Linked DNA regions of Homo sapiens: region 2 is linked to region 1. The links are chromatin loops, found by intact Hi-C in ENCODE. Cell type or tissue: MCF 10A. All regions are shown on one strand. Links, peaks and the distances in the headings refer to the core of each region. The heading gives the core; the rest is flanking DNA.

Region 1 (5,569 bases), core at 410-5,409:
AACGTGAAGTAAAAATTTTACAAGTGGCAACCTAAGCATTTAAGAAAAAACAGTTACTGCTTAAATAAGAAACCTGTTGCATGGAAAAGCCACCTTCCTCTGTACTTATAGGACAAAATGTGTTGTACTCTTGGGGATCCTCAAGTTCAAATGAGAATCTCAACAATTTCCATTTCCATTTTCCTGAAGACTTGGCACACGCTGGCTAGCAAGGCTGCCCAACAGCAGAGCTGCGCAGCTGCAAAGGCCTTTACGTCTTTGTCACCAAGTTGGCCAGGAGCTGCCTATGTGGGAAGTCTTATAATGCATCAACAAGAGGGAAGCAGCAAGAACTGAATCTCACTGGCTCATCAATTCCCAAGTGGCTGGCAGCAGCTAAGATACTACCCTTTTTCTGAGCCAATAGCTTTCTCAGGCTGTATATGTGCCACCTTGCAACTGGCCTCTTGCAACACAGAGAATATGAAAGAAAATTTTTATCATTCTCTGGTAGTCTTTTGCTTTCTGGAGTACTCTGTTCTGTAATGCACAATTAGAAGTGATTTCTCCATCAACATAATGAAACTGTAGTTAAAATGAGTTCACTATTTTCAGGAAAATTACTGAAAATGATGATGATGATGTCACCAAAGCTGGTCCATCAGGAAAGCATGCAGCCAAGACATCTTTCTACTATTCAACATGGACAATTTAGTTTCACCCAAAACGCCATCTATCATGTTAAACTAATGCTGATAATTTGAATTTGTTGGTTTTATAGGGTTTAATAAGTGTGCAAAGTTGTATGTTGCTCTTGGTTAAGAGCTACATTCACTAGGTGATTCTTCCTGGAGTTGTACAGGTTTATGAGATATGTTGATAATTCCCTGATGTCTTTTTCCTTACAAGCAGTTGATACTTTCTCAGGTTTGGTGAGGACCCATGTAGAATTACAAGAGAGAATCCACCTGTGGCTACCCACTGCTGAGTCTTAACACTGCAATTGGCTGGATTGGGGCAATTCATACAACTTGTCACAGAAGCAGAACCAGGATTCTTCCCTAGCAGTAAATAGACAGGGACCGTGTGGGGCACCAGAAGCAGCTATGCAGGCACTCTAGACAGACCTTCCCATCTCTGCACAGGGCAAAGTCGGTCCCAGCCAGCAGCTGCCTCCCCGGGCATGCACCAGCACATGCAGTGCAAGCTTCTGCAGGTTGACTTAGTGTGATGTGAGAAAGTATCATTCACATGTTTCATGTCGTGTACTTTCAGAGTTGGGCAGAGAAACCGTGTCCCCTGTGTGGACTGCCTGCAGGCTCTCTGGGACAGACCCAGAGGTAAAAAGCCAGCACATTCCCCGTGTGCCTGCCTAGGCTCTGTTTCCCAGACACTCATTAGAGCCTGACACATTCTGACATATTCCACTTAGAAACACCTTATCAATAAAAACCAAATGCTTTTCGTCTTTGGCCACTTAGGAATCCCACACTGGGGACACAGTCCACGTTTAGTGGGCAATGCTTTTGGCCAGATGAGGCGCAACTAAAACTTCAGTACAAGTTTGGGGTAAAGTGCTGCATTAATTCAGGGACTGGCAAACTGTGGCCAGGAGGCCAAATCTAGGCCACTGCCTGCCTTTAATAAATAAAGGTTTATTGGTACACAGCCACTCCCATTTGTTTTCATTTTGTCCATTACTGCTTTTGTGCTACAATGACAGAGTTGAGTAGTTATGACAGAGACCATATGGCCTGCAGAGCCTAAACTATTTATTCTCTGGCCTTTTACAGAAAAAGTTTGCCAACCCCTGCATAGGAATAAAAGGAAAATAGCCCCTTTCAAGGAACCCCTGGAAGGGTCCGGACACAATGCCGGCTCATGGTTGTTTTCCATTCCTGCTCTGACTCCCAGGCTGCAATGCAGTCAAAGCCCTTTGAGCTCCCCTTGCTAAATAACTTTAACCTTTGTGAAACAAGCAGCCATCCTTCTTTTGCAGAAGGAATGACAACGATCATTTTTCCTTGCAGGTTATGGGGTGGTTAGCCATGTGGGCAATGGGTCTAGACAGCCAGGTTTGAATCCCTCCTCACCTTTTGAGCCCTCTGTGCCTTGGTTTACCTTTATGTAAGATGAGGATAAGAAAAGCGTGTGTCCTCTAAGGCTTTTATGAAAATGAAATGAGATACTAAGAACAAAGTGTTTGTTTTAACTTGGACTGCCTCATCCTACACGATCAATAGAGACAGGGATTCTGGAGTTAGAGGATATCTTGAGAGGGCATCATCACTGCTGTCTTTCTGAGGAGTAAACTGAGGTCCAGTGAGGAAAAGTGACTCTGCTCCCACCCTCCATAGATATTGAGGCAGGTTTAGGAGGCAGAGGCTCCAATGGTAACGGCTGCTAATATTTTTTGAGCTCCTCTGGGTGAAGGGCCTGGGCTCCACACTTGACTTGTCATGTCTCATTGAGCGTTCGTGGCTGCCCTGTGAAATAAGCATTTTGTTTACCCCGACTTTACAGACAGGGAAGAAGCGATGGTGCTGGAACTCACATCTGCCCAAGGTGAGCTTGCAGGAGCTCACGGCCAAGCCCTGGCTGCCTCTCCACGCAGCGGCACTCATGAACACACTTGGGAGCAATACAACATTTTGGGTTCCAGGGATAGAAGGGGTCAGGGGAATTCAACTAGAAAATGCCTCAAACACCAAATTCTCCATCTGGGTAAAACTGGAACCTTTCTGGCTACCCCTCTTCTCCTGTGTACAGCATTGCAATGGGTCCATCTAGTGGTCAAAGGCAAGAATGTCCACCGGTCGGGCCTCTGAAAAGCAACTGAGCCAACAAGCCCTCCCATCTCGGCCAATCTCAGCAGGCCAAGGGACAGGCAGCCTGGCCAGACGTCGGCCTTAAGGAGGACCTGGCAAGGGACGTGTCCATGGATGTGCAAAGGAAGGGGGACACTGGCAGTGGCCACCTCTCCCTCCTCATCTTTTCAGAGCCCTGTACCCCAGTTCCACAGGAAGCAACATTGCCCCTCAGAGGACATTTTACAGTGTCTGGGGACATTTCTGGTTGTCACAACTGGGGGATCTTTCTGGTGTCTAGTGGGTAGAGGCCAGGAATGCTTCTTACCACTCTACAGTGATAGGGCAGCCCCCCCACGGCAAAGAGTGAGCCTCAAATGCCAACAGCGCCACACAGCACTGGAAACCCTGAGGTGTCCTCCTTCCAAATGGAACCGGGCAGGCCTGGGGATTCCACGAGGCTGTGCGTGCTCAGAACCCTTGCATGTGCATTCCTGCCTAGACCGCTCTCCCCATCCCCACTCTCTTACCTCATCCTCTTCCTTCACCTCTCAGCCCACTTGTCTCCTGTTCGGGGGAGCTCATCTGCTCATGTCTGCCTCTTTGTCTGGGTTTTATCTCTCCACATGCAGGCCTGAGACAAGGATTTGGAGGCAAGCAGTTTATTTGAGAGAGGATTCCAGGAAGCATCTGTAAGAGAGTGAGGAAGAGGGACCGGAAGTGTGGGGGTGGAAGCATTGAAGGGTGAGTTGATGGGCAGCCATTGCTGTGAGCAGCCGAGGTGTGGTCTCTGAAGGAGGGGGGCGGGGGCATGAGGACTCAGAACTGTCCCCTCCAGGAGAATGAAGCCAAAGTGTTTATCCTTCAGCTCCCTGGCTGTTCCTGCACACTAGCCACTTACATTGCAGCTACCTGTGCACTGATAAAGGAACTGATGTCTGTCCGGTCTGCACACATCTCTCCATTGTGAAGGGCATTCAAGTTTGCCCTCTCTCACCCTGGTCCTCAGAAGCTAATGGGTCACTTTCCCAAATTGAAGCTCCAGAGACCAGGAACAGAGGACTGGTATAGTTGATGAGTCTACACAACAGGAGGCTGGCCCCACCTAGTGCAAGGATTTGGGAATTGTGACATCACCCTGGAGGCAATGCTAGCTCCCCCATGATCCACGGCCACATTGTTAGGGCTATGGAAACCTGACGGTTTGAGGGCAGACCACCAAGAGAATTGTTACATCACATCCCCAGCTAGACCAGGCTTAGTTTGCTTAGTAAGAAAGGCAATATTTTTGTTGAATTTCACATTTTCTACCAAGTAACGAATTAACCTTTTTGAAATCGCAGAGGAGATCACAGCAGGAAATGAAGCCATATCCTGTACACGCTGGCTACCACATATGAACCATCAGAGAGATGGAGGGCAATGTCTGGAAGAAGGACGGGAAGAGGGAATATAAGAACATTCAGTATTAATGGATTCCAAACTCCGTGTGATAACCAGCCGGTCCTGGACCAGTTTATCATCGCAGTGTGGACTGATTCTCTTTTGCAGGAAGTTAGTTTTGACTTCACCAGCTGGATTGGAGGGCACCTGTGGCATACCTTGTCCTATTGCTGTGGGGGACTTCGTCCAGCTTTTAGACATGCAAGACTAAATGTGAATACCATCTATACGTAAGTGGCTGAGAAAATGCTGTGGAGAAGCTTACAGCTCTCCATCATCAGCGATATAAGCACACTTTGATTAATCAGGTGAACTGCATACAATCAGGTAGTCTTGCTGAGGATGAAGAACTTTATATGGATTTGGGGTAATAGGACTAAAGTCCTTAGCATCACTTGTTTGGATTTTTCTCGTTTCATGAGTAGTTGATAATTCAGCAAAGGTTTCTTAAGCACCTAATCTGACCATTGCACAGAGGGCTAACTGCGGGGAATACAGCAGAAATGACATCTAAATGGCACATAGGGTACCACTCCCCAGCTGTGCCCATGCGCTGCAGCGAAGGGAACTACATTTCCCGGGAGGCCTTGCGCTCTCGCTTCCTGGTAGATTCAGCCAATGGGAGGCACTGGCCGGAGATTGGCTGCTGGGAGGAGGAGAGAAGCCTGGATGTGCCAGCCTCTTCTTCCTGTTTCTCATGGCTTCATCCATGATTTTAGCTCCAGCACAAGGCAGTCTCTCTCTGTGCTCCCATTGTGCCTGGCTGGGAGGGCACAGAGACCTTGGGCTCAGAGAGCCCCACATGCATTCTCCTTTTGCCCCCCTGGCCTAGGGGTGAGATCAGTTTCCTGGTGTTGCTCATATCTGGATTTTGTCTCTACTTCTTGTTTGACTCCTCAACTCTTCATTCACCTGTGCCACAAACCCCCATATTAAGTTCTCTCTGCTTGAAATACCTAGTGTAGTTTCCGGGATTTTGGACATCTTGCCTACTCCTTCAAACATATTTCATATCCCTTTCCCTCCTGCATGAGGCGTCCCACTCCCTGGCATCCTTCTTGATGTTCTTTTTTTTTTTTTTTTGAGACAGAGTCTCACTCTGTCGCCCAGGCTGGAGTGCAGTGGTGCCATCTCGGTTCACTGCAAGCTCCACCTCCCAGGTTCACGTCATTCTCCTGCCTCAGCCTCTTGAGTAGCTGGGACTACAGGCGCCCACCACTGTGCCTGGCTAATTTTTTGTATTTTTAGTAGAGATGGGGTTTCACTGTGGTCTCGATCTCCTGACCTCGTGATACACCCGCCTTGGCCTCCCAAAGTGCTGGATTACAGGTGTGAGTCAC
Region 2 (5,569 bases), core at 253-5,252, 970 kb before region 1:
GTATCAATTATAAAAAAGTACTTACTTTTTTCCTAGAGAGACTCTTCTTCTCAGATTCAAAGTCTCTTGTCTTTTTTTTTTTTTTTTTTTAAAGTTTCACTTTGTAGACAGTGTTAGTGATGGCTAGGGATTTGATTTATTTTCTTTAGACCACATAGCAAGGTATGAATTAGAGGGCTTGTGCTTGGAAACTGGGTGACACTATCTCATCAGAGAGGCAGGATTGAGACTTGGACTTTGAGACTGAAGTCCTCAGCCTTCCATGGCAGCATATCCTGTAGAAGAGCTTGTCATACTGATAATAGGAAAAAAGTATGACAGAGAAGCATGTTCCCAAGTCCCCCATCCTCTCAGCCTGTCTCCTTGTGCTTAGATGAGCATTGCATGCTCAGTGGTGACATCCTGGACAGAATTTTCATGCACCCATTTGTGCTGCCTGGAGAAGGACTGGCTTGCTCAGGCCAGGAGGAAGACATCACATCCCTTTCTGAAGGAATGAGAAGAATCTATATGACAACTTCTACCTTTGAGTTGTCACCATCCCCATTTCCCTGCTATGGCCCACTTCTGTGTTTGAGCTGATCAGGGTTATGGGGGAGAAGAGCTGGGAAATGCGCCCCAGGGTGGATGCAAAGCACCTGTGTTTTAAGTGCCACCTGCAAAGGGAGGCATTTTTCAAATCTGCCTCTTGTTCCCTGTATCCTGTGGCTGGAGGCGGGTCTTTGAGTTCCCTGGCTCTGGGGCGAGCATTCACTGAGGATAGGCAGCCTTCGTCCCAGAGCCAGCAGGCTCTGACATTTCATGTGGGGTGTGGAGGGACATACCCCCTCTCTCGCGGCTGGGGGTCACGGAACATCTTAGTGAACTTGGCTTAAATCTCTGCTCCACTGTATGTGTCAGGGGACTGGGACCTCTTGGAACCTGTCTGTGAAATGTAGCCTTCAATGCAGTAACGCGCACGGTGACCTGGCCTGTAGGAAGACTGCCACTGGTGTGGCCTCACCTCTCTGGAGACAATTTTGCTTATCTGTTAACAAAAGTTAGAGGAATCACTTGTAAGGTTGGTGGGAGACCCAGAATTTAAATATTTTCCAAAAGATCCCATTGGAATATTGCACTTTTGCTCTTTGTTCGTATGGATCTGTGGAGGAACTGAGAGCTCATAATAAAATTATGCAGCACCACGTCAGGTAGAATAATTTGAGAAACAATCACTCCCTAAACGCAGTTTGTCTTTGCCTTTCATTTTTTTAATTTAAGAATAAGTTTTTTTTAGAAAAATATAGAGATGTAACCCAAAGAAAATAAAGACATAATCAGATAGCCCTCTGATTTTTTGAAAGAATAGAAATAATATATGCGTATCACTAAAAAACTCAAGCAGTACAGAAACATTAAAATGAAAAGTGGAAGTTCTTCCTGCTCTCATTTTTGTTCTTAAAGGTGAATGCTGTTATAGTCTTTTGTGAATCTTTCCAGGAAAAACATGCATGCGGGAAAATATGTTTCTGTCTATGTGTTATTTGAAAGTGCACACTAATGAGTTGTGCTGTGCACACACAGACATGAGCTGAAGATCTGCTCTTTGCGTACCACCAGCTTCAGCTCCAATGTACCCACTTTATTCTCGTGAATGGATGTCTATTACCGAGGATTTATTAAAAACAGGGTATTTGTAAAGAGGGCCAGCTTCGTGCTTTAAATGAATAAAGACAGGATTTTGTTGTGTTCATTATTGGAGGAAGTACTTGCAATGGATTGTAATAACTTCCCTGCCAAAGGTAGCTGTTTTTTGGCAAGAAGTAAGGAAAACAAACCAAAGGAAAGGAGGATTGAGGGGCAAGAGGCATGAAGTTTTGCCCTTCTTGAATATGCCCCGAGTTGTTCTACAGATCACTGAAGGGCATTTGAAGGTGTGAGGGGAAGGCTTCCTCTCCTTTGGAGGGAGTCAGTCTCTCTGGGCCAGGAAAGAGACATGGAGGCAGAGGGGTGCGGGAAAACCTTGTGTGAAGAAATACTGGCTACAAATAAAGTTTAGATTTTCAATACTGGCACAAGCATTTTTTTAAACCTATCCCAAATTCAATTTACTAAAATCCACGTGGAATTAACCTCCTGACGAGTGAACCCCACTCACTGACAACAGTATTTCTGCCATTTGTGTGTTTCTGGTAAGAAGGATGGAATTTATTTAATTGAACTGTGGTTTCGGTAAAGCACACTGTAGATTTCCTGGCATCAGCTTCCCTAGCTAGGATTACATTGGCCTGGGTTTCTTTTCAAAAGAAACTCTACCTGCCCCATGTAATGCTGGATGATATGAATTTAGAATCTTGCTAGAATGTGCCTGAGGAACTCAGTTGAAAGGACTGTGCATCCAGACAGGCTATATAATAAGAAACATTTGAATCCCTTCTTTTAATGGGCAAGATTTATGCACAAAGTGGTATTTGGTTTTCACCTTGACCTTGCTGTCTGAACCATAGCCTTACTCACTGAAGAAATGTCCTATGGTTGAGATATTTCTAGCCAAACGTTTGTATCTCAACCTTAAATTTTTTTTTCGTTTTTTTTTTTTTTTTTTTTTTAACAGAACAAGGAAGAATCACACTGTCTTCTTTTTCAAGGCCATAAAATGAGAACCACACATTTAGCCCCAGTCCAACTTGGGAATTCTAAACACTTGGAACAATTATACTCAGTTTAGTCTAGTCCTTTCTTTGGAGTTGAAACCAGTTGAAACTCCTGCTGCACTCTAAAGAGCTCTTGTCCAGGAGATGCAGCCTGTGATTCTTGTTGGAACACACATCTGTTTCTGGCTGGCCAAATCCAAAAGTGGAATCCCAATTGCAGTTTTCATGGGTGGCAGAATTTCAACTTCATTATAATGTAACCACCTGGGTTGCCTTCACTTTTCTTTTTCTTCTTAAGGATGAAATAGGCAGATAAGTATTCATTCAGCTATTAAATTACATTTCCATCCTGTAACGTCTTATTTCCTTTTTCTCTGGTGAAATATATTGACTTGATGGATTATCTGCAGTGTCATTTCTTATATAGACCTCACAATTTTAACTTTCAGAGTTTCTTCCAGTCATTTGCGGATGTGGTTTTAGCTTTGTAAGATTTTATTTTACCCCAAACAACAAACAGCAAAACAAAAATTACTAGATGGTTTTGATTTAACAACAATCTCTTGGATGAAAAGTAAGCAAGATATTTAAATGAATGGAAAGAAATTGACTTCTTAAAAAATTGAATTGGAGCCTGAAACTTGTGAAACATAAAAAATAAAATGCTTCTCTGGCAAACAAGTTGTAATATGATTAGCTTGAACCGGGAAGCTGAAAGTATTATTCTGGCCACCAGGGGGAGCACATATTGTTCCAGGAGATGAAGACAAGCATGAAGATAAATAATACAATGTAAAAGATTTGTCGTTTTGTTAAAGTGGCGACTTTCCTGTTGTGAAGGTCTACTTAGAAGAGAAGGGCTCTTGCTGTTGTTGTTGTTATTATTATTATTGTTAGCCAGATGCTCGCACATGTGGTAAAAAATGGACTTTCTAGGCTCATCAACACATGACTTAGCAAACAAGTTAGCTTAGACATCAATAGCACCTTGAAAATAAGTTTCACTTCCAACTTTGACTCTAATATATACATAGATTGAAGTCTTTGAGTTTAAAATAAACATATGTGAATTTTAAAAGCAACTAGCCAGGCACAGTGGCTCACACCTGTAATCCCAGCACTTTGGGAGGTTGAGGAGGAAGGATTGCTTGAGCCCAGGAGTTTGAGACCATCCTGGGTGACCTAGCGAGACCCCATCGCTATCAAAAAAAAAAAAAAAAAAAAAAAAAAAATTAGCTGGATGTGGTGTGCATGCCCATAGTTCCAGCTACTTGGGAGGTTGAGGCAAGAGGATTCCTTGAGCCCAGGAGAGGGAGGCTGCAGTGAGCTGTGATTGCACCACTGCACTCCAGCCTGGGTGACAGAGTACGACTCTGTCTCAAAAACAAAAAACAAAAAACAAAAAACCAACCTAATCTAAACTGATATTTTTGGGAAATAAAATCAATTTCATTTATATTTGTGAAATTTTAATTTTTTTGGTTCATTTGAGTTTGTCTCTCATTTTAAGCAACTTATCTATATTTAGTGATCTTTTTGAAAGTTTTAATCATTTAAAGTGACAATACAATATTTCTCTGTAAGGACCAACGTATTACAGAGGCAACAAACAGCAAGGAAAATGATTATCTTCTCACTCTCTATTTATTTTAGGATAAAATCCAGAAAGATTACCATGGGTGAGGCAACGATAATTTATTTCTTAGATTTAAAAAAAGGAGCCTCTCTTACCATCTGTAATGTGGTCGTTTGCACATATTTAACTCAGAATACCAGCTGTGGAACATCTTTATGCAGGAAGCAGTTTAGGAAAGGATAGGGGATGTGTAGCTAAAAGTTGGCAGAGCTATCTGGTTCAAAGTCTCAGTTTTACCACTTACCAGTTGTGTTGCTTTGGGTAAATTTAGGCAAAACCTTTCAGCCTTAGTTTCCTCATCCGTTTAATGGAAATTATACCTCTCTCCCTGGGCTGCTGTGAGAACTAAATGTAATAATATACATAAAGAGTAGGGACTTGCTTTGGGTCACAGTCAGCTTTTATTAGTGTTATTATTGTTGCTGTTTTCTTCTTTTTCTTTGTACATCAACGTTTTATGGTGAATTAAATCGTGTTTTAACCTTGTAGACCACATTGGCTATTACATATATATATATAATATATATGTAATATATATATGTAATGTATATTATATATGTAATGTATATAATATATGTAATGTATATAATATATATGTAATACATATATATTATATATGTATATAATACATATATATGTATATATATGTATGTATATATATATGTATATATGTATATATATATGTATATAATACATATATATACATATATATTATATATGTAATACATATATAATATATATGTAATGTATATATATGTAATGTATATAATATATATGTAATACATATATAATATATATGTAATGTATATTATATATGTAATGTATATAATATGTATGTAATACATATATTATATATGTAATGTATATTATATATGTATTACATATATGTATTACATATATAACATATATGTATTACATATATGTATTACATATATAACATATATGTATTACATATATGTAATACACATATAATATATATGTTATATATATATATATATATAAAATTTTTTAAAAAATTGTTTCTTGAGATAGGGTCTCACTCTGTCACCCAGGCTGGAGTATAATGGTTTGATCATAGTTCACTGCAGCCTTGAACTTCTAGACTCAGGTGATCCTCCCACCTCAACCTCCTGAGTAGCTACAACTACAGCCATGCACCACCACACCTGGCTAATTTTTTAATTTTTAATTTTTTGTAGAGATGCAGTCTTGCTATGTTGCCCAGGCTGGTTTTGAACTCCTGGGCTCAAGCCATCCTCCCACCTTGACCTCAGCCTCCCAAAGTGTTAGGATTACAGGC

The links. A loop is a pair of places that touch in the nucleus more often than their neighbours do. Peaks named below come from ENCODE experiments on the same cell type or tissue, not always from the same donor. Only the 100,000 strongest peaks of a DNase experiment are listed, where the experiment ranks them.
Region 2: a loop joins it to region 1, with 6 times the contacts of the local background. A loop is called at or near these places in 7 of 110 quality-filtered maps.

The regions. Positions count from the first base shown.
Region 1 is chr20:22,681,429-22,686,997 of GRCh38, forward strand. It overlaps LINC01747 (long intergenic non-protein coding RNA 1747), which reads right to left and starts at 3,916. Exons shown (of 3, transcript NR_146527.1): 1 at 3,688-3,916; 2 at 3,317-3,476. LOC124904963 (a long non-coding RNA gene) reads left to right here and starts at 4,005. Exons shown (of 2, transcript XR_007067729.1): 1 at 4,005-4,459. RefSeq lists an enhancer at 3,067-4,266. In MCF 10A, for the core only: CTCF peaks have their summits at 2,742 (motif pointing left) and 3,897; DNase peaks (open chromatin) are centred at 2,763 and 4,843.
Region 2 is chr20:21,716,436-21,722,004 of GRCh38, forward strand. PAX1 (paired box 1) reads left to right here. Exons shown (of 5, transcript NM_001257096.2): 5 at 1-2,046. Among named protein-coding and RNA genes, the nearest start is that of PAX1, 14 kb to the left of the region's middle. In MCF 10A, for the core only: CTCF peaks have their summits at 3,371 (motif pointing right) and 3,571; a DNase peak (open chromatin) is centred at 3,386.